Linked DNA regions of Homo sapiens: region 1 is linked to region 2. Evidence: chromatin loops called from intact Hi-C (ENCODE). Cell type or tissue: mammary epithelial cell. All regions are shown on one strand.

Region 1 (5,000 bases), 58 kb after region 2:
GTGAGCACTTGATAAATGCCACTGCTTCCACTATTACTGATATTAAGGCAAACTGGAGCCTGGTTCTTATATCAATGTATTTAGAAGCAGCCTTAAAAGAATCACTGTAGAGGAAATCACCAGGTCTCTGGTTGAAGAAAGCAGTTTAAGCAACAACAGAGAGACATGAGAGTAGGTTTTACATATAGTGGATGAACATCTTGTGAAATTGGAGCTCTACTCTTTCCTGATTTGGCTTCAGGTAAGAGGGTGCCAATTCTGAGTACTTGCCCCAGAACTTGGCTATTTCTATCCTATTATTCATAGACTCACCTTCTTGATAGATAGGTAACTAGCTGTCTAGATAGAATCAGAAAGAACTGTAAATATAGATACGTGGAGAATAGCAGACCCCAATACTGGCCAAGACTTAGTATTTAATATCTAGAACTAGGAAATCTATTCAGAATAAAAATGTAGTCCCTCAAATAAAATTGCTCCAATCATCCTAGGAATAACATGTTAGTTCAATCAAAGCACTTTGAACCTTTCACATCACACCTGTCAGATGTACAATTATGACTTGAGGGCTTACACCTTGTCTCTGTCTCACAATAAATCCAAGTCAGCCAATACTAGCTAATAATAACTAAGACTTATTGAGGTAAGCTTAATGTGTGCCAGACATTCATTTCTCTAAGTGCGCTAATGGATCACTTCATTGACTCTCTCCATGAAATTTGGGAGGTTATACTGGTATTTTCTCTGTTCAAGTGAGGAAATTCAGGTTTAAAAAAGTTAAGAAGAAAACACACAGAATGGGAGAAAATATCTGTGGGTCATATATCTGATAAGGATCTAGTATCCAGAATTTATAAGGAACCCTGGAAACTCAGCAATAAAATGATAAGTAACCCAATTAAAGAGTCTGAGTCTATTTCAACAGAAGAAAAAGGTGTCCATTCTTGCTGATCAGAGGTGCACACTGCCTGGATTGCAGACTGCCTGGGTTGCAGCAGTTTCTCCTCTGCTGAGTCTATGCAAGGCCCAGTCCTTCACTGGCTAATTGATTTTCCAAACCATGACACGAGAGGTTAGATAGCCGGGCTCCTATCAGGGCCCTGTACTGGTGTGTAACTCCTGCAGTAAGGCAAGATCCTGTGGGCAAAGACTCTTCTCCTCCTCCCTGACTTTGGAATTTCCAAACCTGAGGGTAGTAAAGAAGGAATCTCTCTGTGCAATGTCCCTCTCAACAGTATAAATCACCTGTCCCCATTCCCAATAAAACCCGAAGGCAGGCATGTGGTTAACGTGGGCTGCCAATTTAGATGAGTTGCTCTAATACGATGTGAGGGCTGAAGGATCTGAATAGACATTTTTCCACAGAAGATACCACTGTGGACTGAATGTTTGTGTGTCCCCCTCCCTCAAAGTCATATAGAGTTGAAACTCTAATCCACAATGTGATGATATTAGGAGGTGGAGTCTTTGGGAGGTGACTGGGTCATAACGGTTGAATACTCATGATGGGATTAGAGACCTTCTAAGAAGAGACCCAAGAGACCTTGCTTCCTTTCATTCTCTTTCTACCATGTGAGGATATCAGGATGAGGGTTTTTACGAGAACCCAACCATACTGGCATCCTGATCATGGACTTCCCAACCACCACTTACGTGAGAAACAAGTGTTTGTTGTTTAAGCCACCCAGCCTATGGGATTCTTGTTATAGCAGCCCAGACTGACAGACACAGAAAGACAAATGGCCAATAAGCAGATGAAAAGATGCTCAACATCATTAACCATCGCGGAATAGACATAAAGTAGAAACAGCACAAATGTCAATGAACTGATGGAATGGATAAACATGATGTGATAGATCCATGAAATGAATGATTATTCAGCTACAAAAAGGAAGAAAGTACTGACACATGGTACAACATGAATAAGCCTTGAAAATATTATGCCAAGTGCAATAAACCAGTCACCAAAGGCCACATATCACATGATTCCTTTCATATGAAATGTCTAAAACAGGCAAATCTGTAGAGACTGAAAGAGACTGGTTGCCAGGGCTTGGGGGGATGGGGCAAGGGGAGTGACTGCTAATGTTATGAAGATTCTTTCGGGGTGATAAAAATATTCTAGAATTAGACAGTGGTGATGGTTTCACAACTCTGTGAATATACTAGAAAACACTGAATTGTATACTTTACAATGGTAAGTTTTATGTTATATGCATCTAAATAGAGCCGTCTTTTTTAAAAAAAAAAGTCTCACAGCTGGACAAGAGAAGAACGGAGAGCTGGTCTGGCAATCCACAGTGGCCTGATTCCAAAGCCCATGTCCCTAACCACTCTGCTTACTGTCCTGCATAACGAAGTACGGCAGAAGGTCTCCAATGCATTCCTAGACATATCTGCCAAGAAAAACACAGAGAAAAAGAGCTATTTTTTCCTGCCTAATCTCTTTCTCACTGTATTTTTTCCCTACATTAAAACTGCAATTGATATGACCAGCAGAAGCCTCACCAAGGGAAAAGAGCTTTGTCTTTTCCAGGAGAGACAAAGCATTATATTAAAGAGACAGCTGTCTGGATGGGGTGGAGACCAAGCCAAGATCCTGTGGGCAAAGACTCTTCTCCTCCTCCCTGACTTTGGAATTTCCAAACCTGAGGGTAGTAAAGAAGGAATCTGTCTGTGCAATGTTCCTCGCAACAGTACAAATCACCTGCCCCCATTCGCAATAAAACCCACAGGCAGGCATGTGGTTAATGTGGGCTGCCAATTTGGATGAGTTGCTCTAATACGATGTGAGGGCTGATGGAAGGAGGCTCACATTTTAGTGATTACAGAAGAAGCTGGGGTAAGGATCATGTTATATATGAATTCATTAAGCACAGGCAAAATGGGACTCTGAATCTATTTCAACAGAAGAAAAATGTGTCCATTCTTGCTGGTCAGAGGTGCAGACTGCCTGGGTTGCAGCAGTTTCTCCTCTGCTGAGTCTACGCAAGGCCGGGTCCTTCACTGGCTAATTGATTTTCCAAACCATGACACGAGGGGTTAGGTATCCAGGCTCCTATCAGGGCCCTGTACGGGTATGTAACTCCCACAGTAAGGCAAATGTTAACTCACAAATCCAATTTAAGTTGGGGCTCCCTTAAGCTGAGAGATAATTTCCCTTTAATTCTCTTCCGGTTGTCTGTCGTCTAACCTTCACAGTCTTGGATATGACACTGTAAAACTGTCCACACTGCTTTTTCTCATGCAGAGGGCATCATCACTGCCCCCCACCCGCTCCCCACAACCACACACACACAGCACACATACTGCCCTCACCAGTGACACTGTTTCCAATTATGATCAGCATTCAGAACTCTTTGGCCACCTTGAACTTGATAGAGACCTTGTTGCTGTCTCCCCCACTGCCACCTTCCATTCCCAGACCTGGCTAAAGGAAAACACCCAGGGAGGGAGGATGCCTTGTCCCTGTGAGATTATGAAGGCCACACTAACTGCAGGCTAGGTCCATGTGTGAAATATTCAGTTGCCCCCTTAGTTTTGAAACCAGGAAGTAAAAAGGGTGTTCCTCTCTCATTCTTCTTGCCTTTTGTTATTTTTAATAGCCCACCTATCAGGACCAAATTGCCTTGTAACTGTCTGCAGAACTTGAATGTGACAGAGATAGCTGCTGTTGTTAATAGGAGCCTTCACTTCAACCCATTTAACAGCTAGTTTGACAGCTTCACAACAGCCACCTTCCCTTGAAAGAAAACTGTGATTTAGTGGAAAGAAAATGTGGAACAACAGCCTGATCTGTCTCTTGGTCTTGAGCGAGTTCTCTTGGCACAGTGTCCCACCACAGAAACAGAGAATGAACTACCATAGGAAAACAAGATGGTCACAAGCCAGGCTTGGTCAAAGATGCTGAGAAAATCCACAGAGCAGAGCTGCTTACAAAGAATGTGAGAGCTGCTTCCTACAAACATTTTGTCTTCACATAAAAAAGTAAATCTGTTTGTTTTTTTCATTACCTTATCAATTGCCCAAGTAGTGGTTGGGCAGGCTTTTCTCAACTTGGTAATTGCAATAACAATGTTATTTGAAAATGACTGCAGGCAGATGACTCTTAGTCAGCTCCCTAAGTCCATGTTATTCTGAGAGATTGCAGAAGAATGGACGGAAGCTCCAGAGTGGTTTTGGGGGTAAGTACCCCTAAATTCCCTCTACGTAGGATGGGACAGAACTGTGCAGCTGATTACTACTGCAACTGGAGGATCGTTAAAATTGCTGCCATTCAGAAAAGGGAAATTCAGGAAATGGGCTTGTTAGGGGGTGAATTGCGTTCCTACCTAAAACTCATACGTTGAAGCCCTAACCCCCAGTATTTCAGAATGTGGTCTTATTTGGAGATAAGGTCTTGAGGTCCTTACGGTGATCCCTAATCCGATATGACTGGTGTCCTTATAAAAAGGGGCAATTTGCATACGGTCACCCATAGAAGGATGAGTATGTGAAGAGACTCAGGGAGAGAGAAGACAGATGTCTACAAGCCAAGGAGGGAGGCCTGGAACAGATCCTTCTCTTACATCCTAAGAAGGAACCAACTCCTTGTTATTGGACTTCTAACATCTGGAAGTTAGGAAGACAGGACATTCCTGTTGCTTTAAGCCTTCCAACTTGTGGTACTCTGTTATAGCAGCCCCAGGAAACTAATACAGGGCTTTGCCCCAGTTCCTACCTTCCCAGCTCTCCAAAATGGGTGGGCTGAGGCAATGTATTTACAGCCCTGACAGCTATAACGCTCTTTTGAGCTCCTGGCACCTAAATCCAGTTCCACCACAATGTTCCACAAATGCCTCAAGCCTAAGAAAGCTAAAACTGAGCTCACCATCTCTGGCATGTCCCTCCTACTGGTTTAAGTATGTATGTATGTATGCATTCCTTCATTTATTTTGTTTTATTTTTAATCTATCTACTTATTTTGTAATAAAATACATATAACATTTATCTTTTAAAAT
Region 2 (5,000 bases):
CCCTAATAACAGAAAACAGGAACAAAAGAACCTATTTATTGAGCAACTACTCAGTGGTAGGGGGGTTGAGTACTTCACACAAGTGTTCTCAATCTTCACAGTCATTCTTTGAAGAGATAGGAATAATGCTGGAACCCAGTTAACCCAACCGGAGAGAGACTGTGTTTATGAGTTTGATGCTGGAAGGTGGGCAAGAAAGGCTTCTTAATGTGTAGCTGGTTCCCAGACACTGAGGCTCAGGTAGCTTAAGTAAGTTTGCCAGTGATCACAAGTTATAATTGGAAGAGCTAGCAGTCATATCTAGGTCTACCTCACTCCAAAGCTCTTCCTATTATGCAAAAGGGAACAACAAATAGAGTGGTAGATGCCCAAGAAAATCATTCTTTTCAAACCCACAAAGGAGCAGTAGCCTCTCAGCAGGCCTATAGTTTCTTGTGAATCCCCAGGAAATCCAGAATAATTCTAGCTTGTTTCCAATCTGAGAAATTCTCAGAAGATTAAGTTGCACAGGCTATACCTGATCTCAACCTAAGCGGTACCTTCAGTTCCATGATTCATCCTCACAAGCAGATCCAAATTTATAAAATTTCCCATCAAACTTTTTAGAGCTGAACTTGGAGAATGTCTCATCTATTCCTCCACTCAGCAGGAGCATAAATTGATGCCCAGAGAGGAAAGGGAATTGACAACAGTGAAATCCTGAGTTGGAGGCAGATTTGGTGGGAGAGTGCTAGTCTTTTGGCTCCCAGTGGAGTCTACTACATATCTGCCATACTGAGGATGACGTTAGCCTAAGACGTGTTTCCTGATATCAGCAGTAGCAGCAACAGCAACAAAGAAAATATAAAGCCCCAATTACATGTAAGTAGCAAATGAACAGTCCAAATTGTTGGATTTAAGACCGAACAGACTGTGATCATCACTCTTTTCTTTCTGGAGTGGATTCTTCCCATAATGGTGTTCTGAACTAGTTCTCCAGCACTCACCCAGTCAAAATCAGAATTTCCCAATGCATTTTCAGAAAGAGAACCCCACTCCTTCCCAAATATGACATAATACCTACAGCAGAATAAAAACATGCATTTCAGCCTTCACCTTATTAACAGTTACAAGAGAAAACAAGGTAATTTGCTTTTGTCTTTCTAACATTAACAAATCTATTTCAACAATGTAAGTCATTATAGATGATAAAAATTGTGTAAAACATGCAAATAAGATGATGCTAGTTGGTGTGATTTGTGTTTATATAGTGACTAAAGTTACAAATTAATTGGAGCAGTACAATTTATAACTGTACCACTCTGATAAATGGGTTATAGTGACTATAATAACCATCACATTTTAAAATTTTTACTCTAAGAAGCAGAGATATTACTTAAAATATCAGTGCACTGCAATGGGCAGATACTATGAAATAACTCAGTGTTGAGAATGCAAATCACAAACATGGCTTGTATATGAATTTTTTTTTTTTTTTTTTTTTTTTTTGAGACAGAGTCTCGCTCTGTCACCCAGGCTGGAGTGCAGTGGCGTGATCTCGGCTCACTGCAACCTCTGCCTCCCAGGTTCAAGCGGTTCTCCTGCCTCAGCCTCCTGAGTAGCTGGGACCACAGGCGTGTGCCACCACACCCAGATAATTTTTTGTATTTTTAATAGAGACGGGGTTTCACCATGTTACCCAGGATGGTCTCGATCTCCTGACCTCACGTGATCCACCCACCTCGGCCTCCCAAACTGTTGGGATTACAGGCGTGAGCCACCGTGCCCGGCTGCATATGAATTCTTAAATGTCCACTTAGCACAACCAGTTGTAAAATGTGGTATTTGATGAAATGAATGAAACCCATTACTCAGAGGCATTTGCAGTTTGCAAAAATATCACTCATCCCAAGACTCTATCTGAAGTCAGCCAGCAGAAGCTGCAGAAATAGCACTGCCTTAGTGGCCATGGGACCAGGAGCACTGTGTTATTTAAACCCTCATCAGCTTCAGGTCAGTGATTAGCAAGGTGATAGACATCTTTCCAGGTTGAGTAGCCAGAGGCCTCAAAGAGTCCTTGCTTTATTTGTGATACACATACGTGGTTTGGGACCAACGCAATTGAAATTTGACATTTAGAATGCCAGTAGTGAATGGGGATGGAGAACAGAGCATTTGGACATGTAGTGACTTGCAGGCAAGGTTCTGTTGCTAATTGGCCCTGGCTATTTGAGGTGATCACTAGTTTCTATGCCAGGGAGGTAATGCTGGGACAGTGGACATTTCACAATGGCCTAGGCTGGCTCAGAAACACAGAGGGCTTCTGCTATCCCCTGAGTAATTCCATTCCAGTGTAGAAATGGCAAGTGTCCTGCACAACTTCAGCCCCCACCAGGGCTTCCCCTTTGGCCTTTGCTTCCCCTTTAATGAAGGAAGCTGGTATAGTTCAGTGTGAAAGATTTTCCAGATTCATAGGATATTTTCTAATGTTTACTGTAGGCCAGGGCATGTTGAGACCTGATGTTTTACCTGCCTCTTTGGATACTGTATGATGAGAATAATCTCATGTTAATTTATAGCCTCTTATCACTTATACATAATTTGGACAAAGAACATCCTCTCTTTGTTCCTTGAAGTGACCTTGTGAGGGAGCCAGTGCAGAGACTGTAACTTCCATTTACTTATTCCCATTTGCCGGTAAAAATCATGATGCTCTTGAAGGAAACTAGACTAGTTTGAGGCCACAGAGTTAGAAACACAGCAGTGTCAGAATGGCTCAGGTCTGTCTCATCTCCAGCTTCTTGTGTCACAGTTCTGCCTAAGGCTATGATGCTGCAGCATACACTCAGGCAAAGTGTGCTTTCTGCCCATAAATTTAGCAAGTAGTGGATGCCCACCGACTTCCATGTACTAGAGTGTGACTCATTTTGTAGGATCTTTCAGAGCTGGCTTTGAGCCCTGGGGACTTCCAGAACTCCTCTGGACAACTTGAATCTGGGTTTCCTCCCATCTTTGGTTTTTATAAGCCAAGAAAGGGGATAATACCTACTGGGTTCCAGACTCTTAGCTAAGCTACGACTAGTGAGTGATCTGCTGAGAGTGCTCTACAGGCATGAATTCTTGGGGTGAGTGAAGATTTTGCAAAACACAGAAATAGACATTTTCGTCTGGTCTCAGAAAGACTACATAGACCGATGACAAGAACACCGGTCTAATCTGTTTTGCCACTTGAGGAAAGAACTTCAGTGATGCACAAGTGGCACAAAAATACTAGGACTCTTGCCTCAGCTATACTACAACCTAAAGATAATTATGAGATGTCAGGTTTCCTAATGATATTAAATGAGGCAGTAATACTTTTCATTTGTTTGCAGAAATCAGATTGAGTACAGCAGCAACAAAATTTCATTTCATATGTCTTCATTAATGGAATGCTGCTCTTTAAAGAGAAATGTTAACTGAAGGGAAACCAGAAACTACTTTTATTGCTCAGATGGAAATAAAGATCTGGATAGACTGGCTGTGCATCAGCTTATAATCAACAGTGAATCATAAAGATACATGCTAAAAGACTTGCAATTGTAATCTAATTAGTTTTCTTACTGTTTGGGAGAGATTAATTTAAAGCTAGAGCAAGAAATACAGAATTACATATAGCCAGGAGATCTGTCAGCTCCTGCCTCCAGTCTAAGAGGACATGAAGATTAGTCTCAATTTGGTAATGTCAACGTGACTCAAGTAGAAAAATGTGTGTGGTGTGGCTCTGGCCATCAACTGACTCATCAAATGAAGGAGGAACCTGGCAAGATCACAAGTGAGGTAACCAAGCAACCTTGGGTTCCATTCTCAACTACTAGTAATTAACTTTTCTCAGCCTCAGTTTCCTCATCTATAAGAAGAGAATAAGGCCTTGCAGAGCTGATGAACTGATTAGAGATGATGCATATAGAAATTGTTGTGCCCAGCAGGCCCTCAGTATAGACAGCAATTATTACTGCAATTGCTTTGAGAAAGCTAGCTGGGTCTGCAGAGCCTGAAATGATGGACATGGTAGGTTGTCTGACAGCATTAAATACCAAACAGGGCCTGCTTCTGAGTGCCATCTTGGAGCCTCTATGGGCTCCCCAAAGCAGGGCCGCTCTTTCTTCTACTCAACTTCAAAGTATTCATCCTTCAATTGCAAAACCATTTTGAAATGTGTAAATGAAGCATCCCGGGATGACTCCCAAATTTGTTGCTGACAAATGGTCTTGGGTGGCATCTTCTCATTCTGTGGCTTAATAAATCCAAGAAGCACTAATTGCTTTGAAGTTAATAAAGACTTTATTGGCTTCAAATAATTGGTGTTTGTTTGGCTACTGTGATTATGGTTATCACAGTCTCTCTACATAATGTAAGCTGGCAGAAGTTTCTACCTTTTACAAGTTTTAAATCCCAGTAGAATTGACAGAAAAAGCTATAACCACAAATTGGTTTGCAATTTTCCTCTTTCTTTCCAGTCCTGTATGGTTATATTATGAACCTTGCTTCACACAAACTGCTTGTGACTTTTATGGCCCTTTTGTGATCTAAATGGCTATCTCATAAGATATTCCATTGCAGCTTCTTTTTCAATTGCTTTTACTGTGAAATGCCCTTGTAGAGAGTTCTGGGGAACATTTCACACTCTTATGGTATTGATTTGCTAAACCTGATGATAGGTTTATATTTAAGATACACTACTTCATATGAACAGAGTGGGAACCTTACGAAAAACAGAGCCAAAGGCTTCATTGAGGAGATGTTGGATACCATCTGTATCTTCAGGAATACAGTGAAAATCCCTGATCATCTTTGCATTCATTTCAGTAACTCAGCACATGGAAATACCACCTGAAAGATGCCAGTTTGATATACTTAATGATTCCTTCCCCAATGTTGTTTTATTTAAATAAAGTACAATTCAATAGTGAATGTGTAAAAACATTGTAACATCATGTATTCCATCTCCAAAAATAGGGAGTTTGACAGTGCTTTGGTAA

What was found. A loop is a pair of places that touch in the nucleus more often than their neighbours do. Peaks named below come from ENCODE experiments on the same cell type or tissue, not always from the same donor. Only the 100,000 strongest peaks of a DNase experiment are listed, where the experiment ranks them.
Region 1: a loop joins it to region 2, with 2.3 times the contacts of the local background. A loop is called at or near these places in 1 of 110 quality-filtered maps.

Annotation. Positions count from the first base shown.
Region 1 is chrX:148,869,352-148,874,351 of GRCh38, reverse strand. The region is part of intron 7 of AFF2 (ALF transcription elongation factor 2); the gene reads right to left. Among named protein-coding and RNA genes, the nearest start is that of AFF2, 370 kb to the right of the region's middle. In mammary epithelial cell, no CTCF peak of the experiment used is centred here; a DNase peak (open chromatin) is centred at 2,731; H3K27ac peaks cover 1,691 bases.
Region 2 is chrX:148,927,742-148,932,741 of GRCh38, reverse strand. The region is part of intron 9 of AFF2 (ALF transcription elongation factor 2); the gene reads right to left. Among named protein-coding and RNA genes, the nearest start is that of AFF2, 430 kb to the right of the region's middle. In mammary epithelial cell, no CTCF peak of the experiment used is centred here; DNase peaks (open chromatin) are centred at 2,211, 2,891 and 3,731; H3K27ac peaks cover 1,427 bases.